Regions from separate parts of the Homo sapiens genome. Here region 1 is linked to region 2. A link is an interaction called in ENCODE POLR2A ChIA-PET data of the cell type or tissue named here. Cell type or tissue: PC-9. All regions are shown on one strand. Links, peaks and the distances in the headings refer to the core of each region. The heading gives the core; the rest is flanking DNA. Region 1 holds the start of LOC107985154 (a long non-coding RNA gene). Region 2 holds the start of CIDEA (cell death inducing DFFA like effector a).

Region 1 (8,329 bases), core at 286-8,285, 76 kb after region 2:
CATGGGTGTTGTCGGTGCTATCTGGCTTTGTCACTCTTACTGTATCAAGCCTGACAGACAGTGGGCCCCACTCTCGTCCCCCGGGAGGTCTCACAGCCAAGGCCTGTGAGAGGGCAGCCCACGCTGGCTCCATGCCTTGCAGTGGTTGGATAAGGAGTAGAGAGCGTCTCCTAATCGTCTACTGCCTGTATGGTAAAAAGCACACCCAGCACCCTCACAACTGTGTGAGCCTCAGCCTGGAAACAATGCTTCATTGGGCACCTCCCAAAAACACCCTATGAGGAAAGGAAGTGGCCAGTGTGGCAATGCCTGCAGGTGCAAAGGTCCAGCAGGGGGCGCCTGTTCTCCTGGCATGCTGAGCTGTGGAGTCCAAACAGCTGCTTCCACGGCCTGCCGGGGACAGGTGGGTATCTCAGGCTGCTGGGAAGTAGCCATGGGTGGAGCATGCATGGCCTGGGGCCATGGCAGGGATGCCACTAGATTGTGTTAATTCTAAAGCCACTGTTCCGACAACATCAACACCACACAAGGCAAGCTGGAATAATGCTAAAACAGACTGCTAAAAATGTAAATAGTTAAAAATGCCAGTGTCTCCTCCATGTCCAAATAACAGCAATTGATAGAAGACATAGCAAATCTTCCTCATGCCATCTTTTTTAAGGAATTTTGATATAGGTTTGCAACACTACAGACTCACTTTTCTGGAAGCACATAACCAATAACTCCCTTTCAATAGACAATAGGAGCAGCTTACCAGTCAGACCACTCCTGAGATGTCCCCAGAGAGCCAGGGCCCAGGGGACTCCAGCTTAGTTCCACTGTTCCTTCTCTAAAATCCAGGTGACGGCTCAGGTCAGCCTGCCAGGCCCGCTACAGTTATACGTTAACTTCTATACCCAGAAGGTGTGGCCAACATCTGGCCATGACTGGCCTCTTGAGGACCTGCACTGGGGTGGTTATCACAGATTCAGGCCATGACTAACCCCTCAGGACCCATGTACTTTATATCCAGAGCTCAGTGCATCTTTACAGGACACATAACTCTAGAAGGTTCCAACCTCCTGTGGGAGCTAATGAGAACCAGCGAGGCTGAGATTTTGAAGGATTCTCCTCTAAAAAGCAAGAAAATTTAATTTCTTGCCATTATGTTTTCTAAAAATATCCAGAGCATAAATAGGGACCCTATGTGTGTTCAGAAAAGTACAGTGTTGACATTTTATTTTTTATGTAAAGAAGCCATATTTACATAATACATTCATATTTTTAAGTATGTTACAGCTCCTGTAGAAAACCATTCCATTAAGACAGCAACAAGTGATCTGGATTCAATCTTTAAAATATTAAGTCAAATTAAAATGTTCTTATCAAGACTCCAATTTAATTTCACAGCCCATCTGCACAGGGGAACTGAGGAGAAACAGGAATGAAGAGTGGGCGACAAAGAGAAAGCATCCCTTCCCACACGCCAAGAGTCCAGTGCAACGATCCCTGCCACACGGTCAGCCGACCCCACTTGGTGCCACAGGGTCCAGCCTCGGCCACTCTGGGCTCAACCTTTCCAGCACGTCTGGGAGCCCAATGAGGCTATGGGACAGTGTGCATTTCCCTCAAGGCCTCCGGAAAGTCACCTGCCACCCACTGTGACCTCTGAGGCTGAAAGGACTAAGGACTCCTTTCCCCATCATTTCAGCTGGGCCAGTGGCTGGCTAAAATCAGCGCAGCATTCCCATTCTTCTGAAAGCCACAGCTGAAATAATGCACCAGCTGAAACCACAGTGGACAGACTGAGATGGCCTCCCTCTGGGCCTCTAGTTGGCAACTTTCTCACCCGGGGGCTCCTCTTTCTCCTTTTCCCGCTCCTTGTTCCAGTCCTTAAGGCCTTCTGGAAGTGAGGTGTCCTCATCCAAGCTGCCAGTGCCTTCCACAAATTCTTCATAGGTAGATTTTTCCGCAAATGGTCTGGGGCCCAAAAGTTCAACCATATCATTCTTATCTAATACTTCTTTTTCTAACAACAGAAGAGCAACCTGAAATATGAACAATTTTCATTAAATACAGTTACTCAGCAAAGTCTATTCAGAAATATTAATTTTTTATTTACAGGTGACCCCATTCCAAAAAAGGATTTAAGACCAATGAAAAAGATGTCTCATACATAAGGTTGCATAGTTTTAGAGTAAGATGTGCAAAATATCAAAGCAACCAATGTCCATCTGTAAGGGATACATTTCCATACTAGACATATTTCCACACATCTGCACAATGAATGCTGACCATCTATAATGAGGAGGAAGCTGGCCGGGCGCGGTAGCTCGCGCCTGTAATCCTAGCACTTTGGGAGGCCGAGGCGGGTGGATCACAAGGTCAAGACCATCCTGGCCAACAGGGTGAAACCGTGTCTCTACTAAAAATGCAAAAAAATAGCTGGGCATGGTGGTGTGCGCCTGTAGTCCCAGCTACTTGGGAGGCTGAGGCAGGAGGATCACTTGAACCCGGGAGGCGGAGGTTGCAGTGAGCCAAGATTGTGCCACTGCACTCCAGCCTGGGCGACAGAGCGAGACTCCTTCTCAAAACAAACAAACAAAAAAAAATAGGAGGAGGCTGTGTATGTTCTATATACATCTCAGAGATACACACTTCAATTAAAAAAACAAGATGTTCAGTGTGCACAGCATCTTACGTTTGCTTTTCTGAGGTGATAAGAATGTATCTTTTTATGTGCATTAAAGCAGAATAGGCAGCCAAGTGCAGTGGCTCACACCTGTAATCCCAGCACTTTGGGAGGCCGAGGTGGGCGGATCACCTGAGGTCCGAAGTTCGACACCAGCCTGGCCAAAATGGCAAAACCCCGTCTCTACTAAAAATACAAAAATTAGCCAGGCGCAGTGGTGGGTGCCTGTAAGCCCAGCTACTCAGGAGGCCGAGGCAGGAGAATGGCTTGAACCCAGGAGGCAGAGGTTGCAGTGAGCCGAGATCGCGCCATTGCACTCCAGCAGCCTGGGCAACAGAGCAAGACTCGGTCTCAAAAAAAAAAAAACAGACTAGGCAGGAGCCATCAGCTTAGGGCTTTTTCTGTACCCAGAACCCATCCATACACAAACTGGAACTTAACCTAGAGGCATTCTTTGTAACTAACTTCAAATTAAGCTTCTACCAATCATAAACAGCCAACCAGCCAACTGTGGCAGAACTTGGGACCATGCATTGGACCACACAAATAAGGCAAATGCCCAGCAGTAGCCAATCAAGCAGTCATGCACCGCTAAGAGCAGTCATGCACTGCTAACAACGTTTCAGTCAATGATGGGCCCCATGTAGATGGTGGTCCCGTAAGATTATAATACCTTATTTTAACTGTACCTTTTCTATGTTTAGATGTGTTTAGATACCATTGTGTTACAATGGCCTGAAGCATTCAGTACAGTCACATGCGAGCAGGTATGCAGCCTAGGAGCAATAGGCCACACCACACAGCCTAGGTGTGCGGCAGGTGTAGCGCACTCTGATGCCTGCACGACGACAAAATCAACTAACAGCAAACTCCTCAGACCGTATCCCCATCATTAAGCAACACATGACTGCAGTTTCTTTCTTTGCTTCTAGGCTCAGCCTACAAAAGCTTGCTGCTCATGCTGCCGGAGCAGAGCTCTGAACTTCTAATTCTGAGGGCTGCCCGATTCCCAAACTGTTCTTTGCTCAAATAAACTTATCTGTTAAATTTACTTTGTCTAAAGTTTCTTTTAAATGGTACATAAAAAATATATGGCCACGCGCAATGGCTCACGCCTGTAATCCCAGCACTTTGGGGCGGCGGATCACCTGAGGTCAGGAGTTCGAGACCAGCCTGCCCAACATGGTGAAACCCTGTCTCTACTAAAAATACAAAAATTAGCCTGGCGTTGTGGCACCTGCCTGTAATCCCAGCTACTCAGGAGGCTGAGGCGGGAGAATTACTTGAACCCAGGAGGCGGAGGTTGCAGTGAGCCAAGATGGAGGCACTGCACTCCAGCCTGGGCAACAGAGGGAGAGTCTGTCTAAAAGTAAATAAATAAATATATATATATATATATATATATATATATATATATATATATATATATATATAAAACAAGGGCAGAGATACAAAATGAAGGCAGGAAGGTTAATGTGACAGTAGTTTACTTTGAAGTTCTATTCATTTGTTACAGCTGGACCATAAATTTGACATTACACGTTTTAACAGCCTACAGAAAAAGGGACCCCTACCGGAGTACACACATGGAAGTGTGACGGTATCATGAGAAGAGGGAACAGTGTTTATGTTAGATCATATACCTAGTGTAAAGAAAATTAAGCAGTTTAAATTATAAGTTGATCTCATAAAATGATTTTTTTTTTTTTTTTTTGAGACAGAGTCTTGTTCTGTCACCCAGGCTGGAGTACAATGGCGCGATGTTGGCTCACTGCAACCTCCGCCTCCCAGGTTCAAGTGATTCTCCTGCCTCAGCCTCCCCAGTAGTTGGGATTACAGGCGTCCACCACCACGCCCAGCTAACTTTTTGTATTTTAAGTAGAGATGGGGTTTCACCATGTTGGCCAGGCTAGTCTCAAACTCAGCCCCTCAAAGTACTGGGATTACAGGGATAAGCCACTGCACCTGGCCAGACTTATTTCTTGAGATAACTCCTTACTCTGAAATTTAATCTATTTGTAGTTTGCAATAAATGTTATGTTTTTAAAGATATAAAATTATGAAAGTTTTGTCTTTTCAGTTTTTAAAAATTTTATTATAAAATGCTTCAAATAGGTACAAAAGTGGAAAGAATGGATAATCCCCATGTAACCACTATCAACAGTGATCAATTTAGAAACATTCTTGTTTCAGCTCTCTAGATTATTTTTAAGAAAATCCCAGATGTCATATCATTTTATCCATATATATATATATATTTTTTGTCTATATCTCTAAAAGATTAGGATTGTTTAGAAAACCAGAATACTATAATGCTCTGATTTTAAAAATATATTGTCTGCATATACGTAAGGGAAAAAAGCTTTAGGATTCATTCTTAGGCCATTTTTAATTCTCAATTTGCTTATACACACACACACACACACACCATAGTTGTGGGTGATCACTTACATTTCAATAATTTAATCCAATATATAAAAAATATATATTATATATAACATATACTATATAACATATAATATATTATATACTATAATATATTATATATTATATAAATATATTATATAAATTATATATAATATAAAATATATTAATAATATATAAAAATATATAATCTATTATATAATAGATTATAATCTATTATATAACTATTATATAATAGATTATAATCTATTATATAACTATTATATAATAGATTATATATATAATATATATAATATATAATAATCTAATATATATAATAATAGATAATATAATAAATAATATATATAATAATCTAATATATAATCTATTATATAAATATATGATATATAATTATATAAATATATAGATTATATATTATAAATATAGATTATATATAATATATAAATATATATTATATATTATAAATATATAATATATAAAATTATATATATAATATATAATTATATATATATATTTTTTCCCCCTGAAACAGGGTCTCACTTGTCACCCAGGCTGGAATGCAGTGACGTGATCACAGCTCACTGTAGCCTCTAGCCTCAACTTCCTGGGCTCAGGTGATCCTCCCATCTCAGCCTCCAAGTAGCTGGGACTACAGATGCACACCACCATGCCGGGCTAATTTTTTATATTTTTAGTACAAACAGGGTTTCACCATGTTGCCCAGGCTAGTCTCGAATTCCTGGGCTCAAGTGATCCACCCACCTCAGCCTCCCAAAGTGCTGGGATTATAGACATGTGCCACAGTTCTTGGCCAAAATATTATTTCAACATGTGACGACACAAAACATGATTGAGGTTTTTTTACATTCCTTTCTTCATGCTGAATCTTCAGTAACCAGCATGCACTTGACATTTAACAGTTCTCGATTCACAGCGGCCACCAAGTGCTCGGCAGCCCTCCGCAGCTGCCTTACAGGGCCACACAGGCTCAGGGAGAGGGGAACGACCAGGGCTCTGCAGGCAGGACACCTGGGTCAGACCCTGGCTGTGCTGCTTACCCACTGTATGACCCTAAGCAAAGCTACCTGACCTCTCTCTGTTAACAGCTTCTTCACCTGAAACTGATGTAAGAGGTCACTAATGTTAGCCACCTCATGAGGTCACAGGGTTTTCAGAAAGGAACCCTCAGGCAGTGCCTGGTACACAGGTGTTGGGTGAATGCTGGCAAGCCCTCAGGTACACACTCCCTGCCCTCGCAGAGTCTGGAAGGCAATGGTTTCAGGAGCACAGGCCCTAGCCCCTCTCTTCTCCATAGCCTCCCTACCTCCTGGCTGGCTCTGCAGTATTCTGCACGTGGCTCATTCTCTCTGATGGACCAGAAAGTACTTCAAAACTGTCCAGTGTTTCAAGAGCCTCACCATGCTAACCCAATTCTCCTTTCAATAAACAGACCTTAGTTGTGCAGCGTGAGTCGTGTGAGTACAGACACTGAGACTGTGGATGGGTGGGAGAACTGGGGAGATTCTCACATCACTGCAGACCTCCTCAGTGCCTCACAGAGGGCTCATCTGGACTGGGCTCTTCTGCATTCCTGTCTTTCACAGCTCAACACCTGGCTATCTGGCAGCCCTGACCTCTGTTCATATTCTGATTGCAAATGCGCCTTGCTCAAATCCTCTTGGGTGTTGAGACCAAACCGTTTATCACTCCCTTTCCTCCCCCTGCCCAGGGATGCCTTGGAGTCATTCTTGGGCTTTCTTCTCTTTTGTTCTCTATGAAGTCTTGGTTTTACAGCTCTGCCTTTGCCTTTTTATTTTCATGGCCACCCCTGCAGGCACCACCTGAGGAGTGCTGAGATGCCCCCACTGCTTCCAAGCTGGTCTGGTCTGTGTTCCTGTTCCAATCCAGCTGGCATGCTGCCACCACACTCTCCTGAAATGATCTTTTCATCATTTCTGCTCAAGATTCTTTAAGGACTCCTTTAAGAACTACTACAAAATAAGGAGGCTGGGTTAGATCATTTTTAAGATCACTTCTACTTCTAAAGCTGTGTGCCTCAACTTTCTACCTAGCTCTGGAGGGCCTGGGACTTATGAAAGGAAAATAAAATCTCGGGACCCTAAACGCATTATGCCAAGGGGAAAAGTTAAGCTTGGAAACTGAGTTGCACAAGAGCTGCCTTCCTATTGTTCCTAAAGAGATGGCTGCAAAGACAGAAACCATTTATCTCCCCAGGTGGCCTCCCTCACTCATTGCTCACAAGGAGATTCCTTGTGGGCCCTAAAACCTTTACCCTGAAACAAAGTTCTGCTGGATCTCACCCTGACAATGTAAGTTAACAGCTTATCTCACAGGAATGGACAAAGACCAGACCAGAAATCATCCCTCTGCCAACCTGAGACAAATGTGTATTTGACTCTTTCTTCTACTCTATGTTTACTTTATTGCATGTAAAATGAGGATTTACTGAACAAGAGATGCATGCGTAACTGACATCCCTCTACTCCTCCTTTCACATGTCACATGTGGATTCAATGGGCAAAAATCAAGAATGCGACCACTCACCTTCACCACCTACCCTCCCCTTTTCTCCCTTCCTCCTTCCCTTCCTGCCACTCTTTCCCCTTTAAATATTCAAGCCCTCGAAGCTCTCTCTGGAAAAAGCAGGGACCACAGATCCCCTGTAACTGGTGTTTCTTTTTCCCTGGGTACATCCTCAACCTTGACGAAACAAACCTCTAAGCTGACAGAGATCTGTCTCAGCCACTCTTGGGTCTACAGGGTCCACCACCTGCAAGTGCAGCAGGCTCAGGGCTGCCCCCGGGCTCCACGCCGCACACTCTTCCTTCCCCTTCCTTCAGCTCTATGACCTGCTCATCCTTCTGGGTACCTCGGCCCTATCTCCTGCAGAGCCGTCCTGGACCACTCTGCCCATGCTGGCCTTTTCTTCCTCAGAGCCCTGCTGCATGCTTTCCAGTGTTTTGGGGATGCTGGTGCTCACTCATTTCACTGCACACTTTTGTGCACCGACAGCATGGATTCTTCTGAAGTCTAACATAGGGGTTATAGTCGGCTTCTTGAAGACTTGCTGATTGAACAGCATAATCTTAGTGAAGCTGCCTTTGCAAAATTATAACAGCAAGAGAAATTTGGCATGGCTGACTCCATCTTGCTTCTAGCCTCACACACTGTCCTCACTTGTTCCCGGGTGTGGGCCAAGCTAGCTTCGGGAGG
Region 2 (8,329 bases), core at 192-8,191:
TTTGGAGAAAGAGCAGAGCCCACTGTGGCATCACCCCACAGATACTGCTGGGAGCCGAGGGAAGGCAATGCTGAGGTCCCTCCCTGAGGGTGTGGGTGTCAGGTGGAGCCCACTGTTCACAGCTGCACAGGCTCTGTGACAACAAACATTTGGTGAATTGAACTAAAAAGCTGGGTTCCCAATCCTGGTTGCCCGGGCACAGAGTAGTTGTTGAACATGGATGAATGAAACCTGTCGAGTGAGAGTGGAATGAATTTGTGTGCTGGAGACGAGAATATGCTGGAAGGCTGGGCATGACTCGCACTGTTGTCTTCTCCATCATCTGTTGGGTTTGCAGCCAAGTCCCCTGGAGCTCAGTCTGCCCTCTGCCCTCTCCCACCTCTCCCCACCACCCTCCTAGCGCAGCACTCCAGGATTCCCACTCAGCAGCAGGGCAGTGACCGACTTTTACTCCCAGCCTGAAGATCTGCATGAGAACCAATGCACACCAGGGCTATGCTGCCTCCGTGACCAAGGGGTCCCCAGGGCCTGGTCTCACCACCATCTCCGCTTCCACCACAGACTTGCTCCCGTCCAGGATTCCTCATCTCTCCAGTCTCCCAAGCTCAAAACCCCAGGGTGATCTCCTGCTGGGTCCCTTCTGCCATCGCCATGGCCTGGAAATGTTTGCTAGTCCCCACCCCACCCCCATGTCCACACTCAGTGCCCAGGTCTTTATTTTTATTTTGTTAGAAGTGATAATGTCACTATGGTTATGTATGAGATCATGTCCTTGTTTCTCCAGAGATGCAAGCTAAAGGATTTAATTTGGAAGGGTTCAAATTCAAATATAAAGAACAAAGAAATATGTCAAAATGTTAACAGTGGTTGAATCCAGGGGCTGGGTGTAAGTGTGCTCATTGTACTGTTCTCTCTTATCTATCTATCTATCTATCTATCTATCTATCTATCTATCTATCTTATATATAGATAGATAGATATATACACACAAACAGATTTTTTTCTTTCTTTAGAGAGAAAGTCTCACTCTGTTGCCCATATTGGAGTGCAGTGACATGATCACAGCTCACTGCAACCTCAAACTCCTGGGCTCAGGTGATCCTCCCTCCTCAGCCTCCTGAGTAGCTAGCACTACAGGTGCTCGCCGTCATGCTTGGCTAATTATCGTTATTTTTGTGTAGAGATAGTAGTCTCACAGTGTTACCCAGGCTGGTCTCAAATTCCTGGCTTCAAGCCATCCTCCTGTTTTGGCCTCCCAAAGTACTGGGATTACAGATGTAAGCCAGTACCCTCAGCCCTGTTCTTTCTATGTATCTCTATATTTGAACTTTTTCACAATAAAAAGGTTAGAGGTAAGTTGACCTGAATTGATTGGACCCATTTTCTCATCCATCACATTGGGGCTGTGAGTGGGAGGGGCAGTGAATGACCTCCTAAAGCTGTGTCCGCTCAGTGCCTCTGGGGGAAGCTGCCCCCTGTGAGCCTGGAGCTGGGTGTTCCCAGCAGGCGGAGTCCTTGACTCTGGAAGGCAATTGCCTTTGGCTTCAACAGTCCTGCAAGTCACAAGGCTTGTTGACCACGGTGACCCTTTCTGAGAGCCAGCGGAGGAAGAGGGCGGGCATAGGGTCAGGTCTTAAGAGATCAGGTCAGTCTGCTCAAACCAGGTGGGCTCAGGAGGAGCCGGCGAGGGTCCCGCTGCAGCTCCCGAAACGCTGTTTCCAGGCGGCAGTCAGCAGTTGGGCACGAGAGGATATCCTAGCAAGCCTCCATCCCAGAAAGTTACACCTCTTACTGCCCGAGTCCCACCCCTCAACACTGAGCCCACCTCTTCAGTCCTGTAGTGAGGGGTTCTGGGAACCCCTTGTAACTGCCCGCCTTCCTCGGAGGTCTCAGAGGCCCTAATTGCGTCTTCCGATGGGAACAACCATGAGAGCAGGGTGTGGACGGAAGTCCCCCAGCCCCAGCGGGGTTCACTCTTTGCCTCCTCACTCTGCGAGGGTCCCTTACTACAGCTAAAAGGCAATTCATGCAGTCCAAAGGCTCCTTTCCCCTCCCGTTCTGCATGCCCTTCTCACTGTCCCCAAATGCTCATGACATGGCCTTGAGAGCAGCGCAGCGGGCAGGAAGCCCAGGCGCCTCGGAGAACCTGAAGGGCTGCAGGTCCCGGTGTCTGCGGCAGCTTCCGCATCCCTGCAGGGAACCAGCGGCTCGCTGAGCCTGGGGCTGGGCTCTGGGGGACTCCAGAGCTGGAGGCAAGTGGCGCTCACATCCGTCTCCTCACCTGCCCCACCCGTGGCCTGGGTTTAAAATCCACATACCCGTCTTTCCGCGGCCAAAGTGATGCTGCCAGGATTGGTTATGACCCCAACTGCCCCGACCCCCAGAAGTGCAAAACGAACAGGCTGGCAAGTGACCAAAAGAGACCCGGGGAGCATCTGGGCTTCCAAGGTCCTCGGTACGGCCCAAGGCAGCGAAGGACGCGCGGCTCCAGGCTGCGGGAGCCAGGACGACCGGGGGCTCCCAGAGCGCGAAGTCGCGATCCTCGGCGGTGGAGAGCTCGTGCCAAAACGTCCTCCCCTGCGCCAGTCAGGCCTTCGCGGGGCTGGCAGGCGGGCGGGGGCGGGGCCGCCGCACTTTAAGAGGCTGTGCAGGCAGACAGACCTCCAGGCCCGCTAGGGGATCCGCGCCATGGAGGCCGCCCGGGACTATGCAGGAGCCCTCATCAGGCGAGTGCCCCGCGTCCCCCTGATTGCCGTGCGCTTCCAATCGCCTTGCGTTCGGTGGCCTCATATTCCCCTGTGCGCCTCTAGTACCGTACCCCGCTCCCTTCAGCCCCCTGCTCCCCGCATTCTCTTGCGCTCCGCGACCCCGCGCACACACCCATCCGCCCCACTGGTGCCCAAGCCGTCCAGCCGCGCCCGCGGGCAGAGCCCAATCCCGTCCCGCGCCTCCTCACCCTCTTGCAGCTGGGCACAGGTACCAGGTGTGGCTCTTGCGAGGTGCGCGGGCGTCTGCAAACCAGGTGACAGCTGGCGAGTGGCTGCATGCATCTCTGGCCGCTGCTGCAGTCGCGGGCGCAGAAGAGGGTCCGGTCCCAGGAACCCCGAGCAAAGCTTCCGCGATGCGAGGGGACCGGGCTTCTGGGGGTCCTGGAAATCACAACGGGAGCTGGGCGCGGGAGGGGCCCAGGCTTGGCCCCTCCTGGAAGCGCGGGCTCTGGTCTCCGAGGGGAGGCCCCAACCGTCCGGCGGAGCCCTCCAGGTTGGTGGTGCTGGGAGAAGCGCTCCTCCTTGCCTCCGGGTCCAAGGGCGGAGACGCTGCCTGGGGAGCAGGGGGGACAAGGGGCGGGTGGACCCTGAGGAGTCTTCCCTGCGCTTCGCACCCGCTCGTGGTCGAACAGGCAGCATTGGCTATTTTCCTGCTTGGGTTAATATTCATATCCCAACAGACCCAAGCCAATTCTTGGTAAAATCCTAAGTCATTGCGTGGCAGCAACTGTAAAGTAAGGTCTAAGAGGGAGATCGTGTTTCTCTGAAGATCAAGTACCTGGAAAAGGATAGAGAACCATTTGCGGGCTTGAAGGTGCAGGCGTTCAGCGGCGCCGGGTCCCACTGTGTGTGCTACGTGTGGCGGGCAGAGAGACTACATGTGTGAAAGGGAGCGGTCCGGCTACGAAACGCAATCTATGAGCTTCCAATCCCGGGTTCTTAAATGGGAGCTGTTGTAGACACTGCAGGTTAGAAGCATCTTTCTCTTTAAAAATAAGCCCACAGTACAAGTCGGGGCGGTGGCAGGGGGACGCTGAGAAACACCTGCTTCGTGTATGGTCATTAACACGCTTAGGCCTAAAGGTCAGGGCCCTGTATCTTTTGCGTTCTTCCAGAACCATCCACACCACAGTCCCACTTCCAGGAGGGGAGGTCTTAGCAGTTTGGAATGCGTCCTTCCAACCACTTTTCCAGTGAATTCACAACACACCCACTGTTCCTCCGGAGCATGGGGGAAGGAGGTGTGGGCTGACTCGCACTAACCAATCCTGGTTGGCCTCTGAGCAGGATTCAGGCTGAGCCTGTCCCTGCCTCTGACTATTATAACAGCTCACCAAAATCCAAAATGCATCTGTGTGGGGTCTCTGTGAGGTCGTGTGAAGTGGAAGTGACTTGCTTATGAGCTGTTGACAAATGAAACATTGGGAAACCTTGAGTCTCCTAGGACACATTCCTTCCAGCTTGGCTCATCCCAGGAGTGAATGACTCTACCTGTTATGGACAAGCTGTTGCTGCAGTTCTTTGAAATCTACCTGCTTCCAGGCTGAACTACTGTCATTCTGTGAAATCTACCTGCTCCCAGGCTGAACTACTGTCATTCTGTGAAATCTACCTGCTCCCAGGCTGGACTACTGTCATTCTGTGAAATCTACCTGTTACCAAACTAAACTGGAAGAAAACAATCTGTAATTCTTGTTGAAGGGAAAACACCTTTTCTTCCCTGCCCCTCTCTAAAACCCTGTCCGGGCAAAAGAGCCAGAGGCCAGGTCCTAACATATTTGCTAATTGTGCTCTTGCTGGACTTCGGCTTCCTCTCAGGGTTCCTTAATTTAAACCAGGTCCAGGATGTCATAATTCTGTCTTTATTAGTAACTACATTTTACCAAGGAAAGAACCGAATCAATGTGCACAAAAATTTTTAAAAATCAGGTACTTGTAGTCAGTGGTGAAACCTTAACCCAGGCATTTGTTAGTCAGCTAGAATCGTTAGGGGCCTTGGTCCTGAGGAAAGCAGCCTGAGGTCTCACAACAAAGCTCCAGACATCAAGGAGGTCCACATGCAGGTTGACTATCACAGACAAAGTCTGCTCTGTTCCTGTGTTCTGCCAGTGATAACATTCCTGCCAAACGCTGAAGTTGTTATGAAGCTGGTACATGTTATAAGCTTCGTGTGAAATGGCTGCTTTCATAGCTATCTAGCACATTTTTCCTTTCCTTGAACAAGGAACTCTAGGTTTTGTGCTGCTATTTCAGTACAAATTTCACCAGTCTTCTTAGTGACATTAGTAAGGAATTAAGTATGCTACAAGTCAATCTCTCAGCTTTCTGCTTCTTGAATTTAAATTCTTATTTTAACGAAACTGCAAAGTGTTCAAAGACTTCATGGTCATGTATTGAACACTTGATAATGTCAAGCCTTTAGGTAGCTTGCGAAGAACTGAGCCATGAACCAGGCAGTCCTTGTCGGGGCGAGTTTATCTGGGGGGTAGGTGTGCTCCCACCTGCATATGTCACGTCCAAGAGCCCTAGGGGAGCCGGGCAGCAGGAAGTCTCGTCAAGGCAGCACTTGCTTCCCTGCTTCCTGCCACTGACCCCACCATCCTCTGACACTGTCTCTACAGCTCAGGGACTCTTCTCCAGGCCTGTGGAGCACTTTCCCAGCCCTCCCTTCCTTCTCTGCGTGGCTGTGCTTGACCTCACACTTCCCTCCTTGGCATTCCCTGCTGCTCTTGGTGACAGTGCTCGGTTGGCTTCTGTCCAATTCCTGTGTACTGCTTCTTCCTCCCACGGTGGCTGCCTCTTTTTCTTCCTAATGATGAGATGCAGAGTTCCCTCAGCCATCACTGCCCCCTGAATATTCCCAGGCACTATTTTACACAGCCTGTACTGCTGCCCCCTCACCCATGACACCAAAATATTTCACTTTGAGGAAGACCTTAATACTGGGCCCTTTTCCTCCATAGGTGGCATGTAAAGAAAGCTTTTTAATTCTCTGTACGGCTCAGGTTTGTTTTACTGGAGAAGAGTTCAGGTCTACTGTCAGTCTGTGGCTTGTTGGTGTATTTCACACACTTTTGGAAGTTGGCGGCGCCCTGCCTCCCTCGGGGCAGAATACAAAACCTTCCCTTCCCACCTGTTCCTGAGAGACATGCCGTTTCACAGCGTTCTATGAAGTCTGACTTTTCCTCTCTGGATTTCTGTGAAACAGCCTACTTCCTTAAACAAACTGTTTCCTTATATCTTCCCTGTTAGAGGGTTATTTCCCTTTCTGTTTCCTGTGGTTGTGTGCCCCCACTTTCACAGGAATTAGGAGCGGCAGTTCTCATGTGTGGTGTGTCTAAACGCAGGATCCTAGGGCCGCTCAGTGGCCCTGCTTTTAGGCACGGTGCTGATGGCCAGTGATAGAGATGACTCTACTCAGCGGGCTGGAGGTGACTTGGGTGGAGACGGTGGCTTGTTCATGTAGCAGCAGATTCGGTACCTGTAGGGTCCTGGAGTACATAGGCCTGGCGTGCAGAACATCTCATTCAACCCCTTTCTGTGTTACATATGAGACAGCCTTGATTTTACATAATTTGACCCAGAAATCACTCACCTCCTCCTTGACAAGAAGGTGGGGTGTAAATTTCCTTTCCTCTGTGCCCCCACCAGCCTTTCCTCCAGCAGTGACGCAGCTCTTGGTTTGGAAATGCTACAGGTGAGAACAATAGGTGTTTTTTCACTGACGATGGCAATCTTGAGGGCAGGTGAAGGCAGGGAGAACCAGAAATGGTTGCCAGCTCTTATCTTGTCAGACAGGTAAAGACCGCAGGAACCTGGAATTAATCATCTGGGCCAGGTCACCGGAGCACAGGTGCTTACGAAGGCGTGAGCATGTTCGTCCAATGAGGAGATGCAGGGCCAGGGCTGCGCCTTTGACCACTGGGGCTGGACCTAGCATTGGAAGACATGGACCATGTTCTCTCATTTCTCTGATTTTGGCCTAGCATCTTTCACTCAGTAAATAGATGGCGTGCTGACAGGCGCTGTGGGAAAGTAGGAGATGCACCGCCAGACTCCGTGAGACAGATGCTAGAGGCCTTGTGCAAGACTGTGGTGACTTCCTGCCTTGGGGGCGAAGAGGGGCTCTTTCTCGCTGCTGAGGCCGGGCCCTTCTCTCTTGTGGGAGCCGCGTCTTCTGGCCAGGTGCCGCACCGCTGGGTGGAAGCCGGAGCTGGATTCAGACCCTGGTCTAGCCTTTGCTGCCCTGACGATTCGCCTCCTGCTTTCCCCAGGCCTAGGTTTCACTGTAAGGTGGATCCCAAGGAGTGGTAAGGCAAGGCGCTAGCTCTCACACACGAGGGTTTGGCATCCAGCGGCACTTGGGCCTTTCTGTCACCCTCCTTGAGGGGACTTCAGCTAGTTTAAATTTCAGCTGCCATGATGAGGTGGAGGCGACGCCAGGGTTCTGAACGTGAAATGTAACACAGCCCGTCCTCACCGCCCTCTCCCCCCGGGTCACCAGGAGTGAGAGTGTGCCCGAATTCCCCGTGGTGTCAGCACAGCAGTGTTGTTTATGGCATTGTGTAACTGAGAACCCTGCGTCACTCTCTTAATCGAGGTGACAGTTCAGAAGCTGTGTGCCAGTCCTGGGGCCGCGTTGGTGCACAGCCCGGCCGGGCGAGGCTCTGATTGGCTAGGTGGGTCCCTGGCAAACGTGTGCGGGTCATTCTGACAGGTCCGGAGCCCCAACCCAGCACATTTCCCTCGGGCTTGCCTCATTGAAAACAAACTGTGTAGCAACTTTGTCTACCCAGAAGGGAAAGGCGTTGAGGGCATGAACTCGAAGCGCTGCTGTGCTTTCAGCCATAGAGCAGCTTTTCCGCACAGCCCTCTAGATAGATGTTTATTGCTTGAGATTTGAAGTTCAGAGGATGGATAACAAAACAACCTGCTCCCACAACCAAAAAAAGTCTTGGCTTTGGACAGACCTGGGATCAGGTTTTATCTTTTTCCCTTATTGACTGGCCCACTTGGAGAAGCCACTCTGAGCCTCAGTTTTCTCATCCGTGAAGTGGGGCAATAGTTTCCTTGCAAGGTTGTGAGGATAATTTGCTAATATTAATTAATATTGAATTAATGGGCATGGTGGTGCACACCTGTAATCCCAGCACTTAGGGAGGCCAAGGTGGGCAGATCACGAGGTCAGGAGTTGGAGACAAGCCTGAACAACATGGTGAAAACCTTTTCTTTACTAAAAATACAAAAATTAGCCAGGCATGGTAGCGGGCGCCTGTAACCCCAGCTACTCAGGAGGCTGAGGCAGGAGAATTGCTTGAACCCGAGAAGCAGAGGCTGTAGTGAGCCCAGATGGCATCACTGCACTCCAGCCTGGGCAACAGAGCGAGACTCTGTCTCCAAAAACAAACAAACAAAAATTGAACTAACATTAACAAGAGCTGAAATTGCTAATACACTGCTGGCCATGGTGCTTAGATGCCAGCAGTTATGAGGCCCTGATGTCATCCTGGCCAAGGATACTCCAGACCAAATTCTTGCCAATGACCTTGGTCTGGTTCTAG

Evidence for each region. ChIA-PET counts read pairs that join two places held together with the same protein. Peaks named below come from ENCODE experiments on the same cell type or tissue, not always from the same donor. Only the 100,000 strongest peaks of a DNase experiment are listed, where the experiment ranks them.
Region 1: POLR2A ChIA-PET joins it to region 2 with 5 read pairs; 5 of 35 experiments call an interaction of 5 or more read pairs at or near these places.

The regions. Positions count from the first base shown.
Region 1 is chr18:12,327,757-12,336,085 of GRCh38, forward strand. AFG3L2 (AFG3 like matrix AAA peptidase subunit 2) reads right to left here. Exons shown (of 17, transcript NM_006796.3): 17 at 1,188-2,027. The coding sequence ends at 1,809. It overlaps LOC107985154 (a long non-coding RNA gene), which reads left to right and starts at 5,856. Exons shown (of 2, transcript XR_002958227.2): 1 at 5,856-8,329. It also overlaps a transcript of TUBB6 not described here. RefSeq lists enhancers at 1-659, 6,440-7,295, 8,154-8,329 and a silencer at 194-488. In PC-9, for the core only: CTCF peaks have their summits at 332 (motif pointing right) and 535; a DNase peak (open chromatin) is centred at 385.
Region 2 is chr18:12,251,696-12,260,024 of GRCh38, forward strand. It overlaps CIDEA (cell death inducing DFFA like effector a), which reads left to right and starts at 2,666. Exons shown (of 5, transcript NM_001279.4): 1 at 2,666-2,726. The coding sequence starts at 2,689. It overlaps LOC105371996 (a long non-coding RNA gene), which reads left to right and starts at 3,318. Exons shown (of 2, transcript XR_935158.3): 1 at 3,318-3,736; 2 at 3,884-5,761. RefSeq lists enhancers at 1,802-2,408, 6,564-7,064. In PC-9, for the core only: no CTCF peak of the experiment used is centred there; DNase peaks (open chromatin) are centred at 4,106 and 6,556; H3K27ac peaks cover 5,155 bases.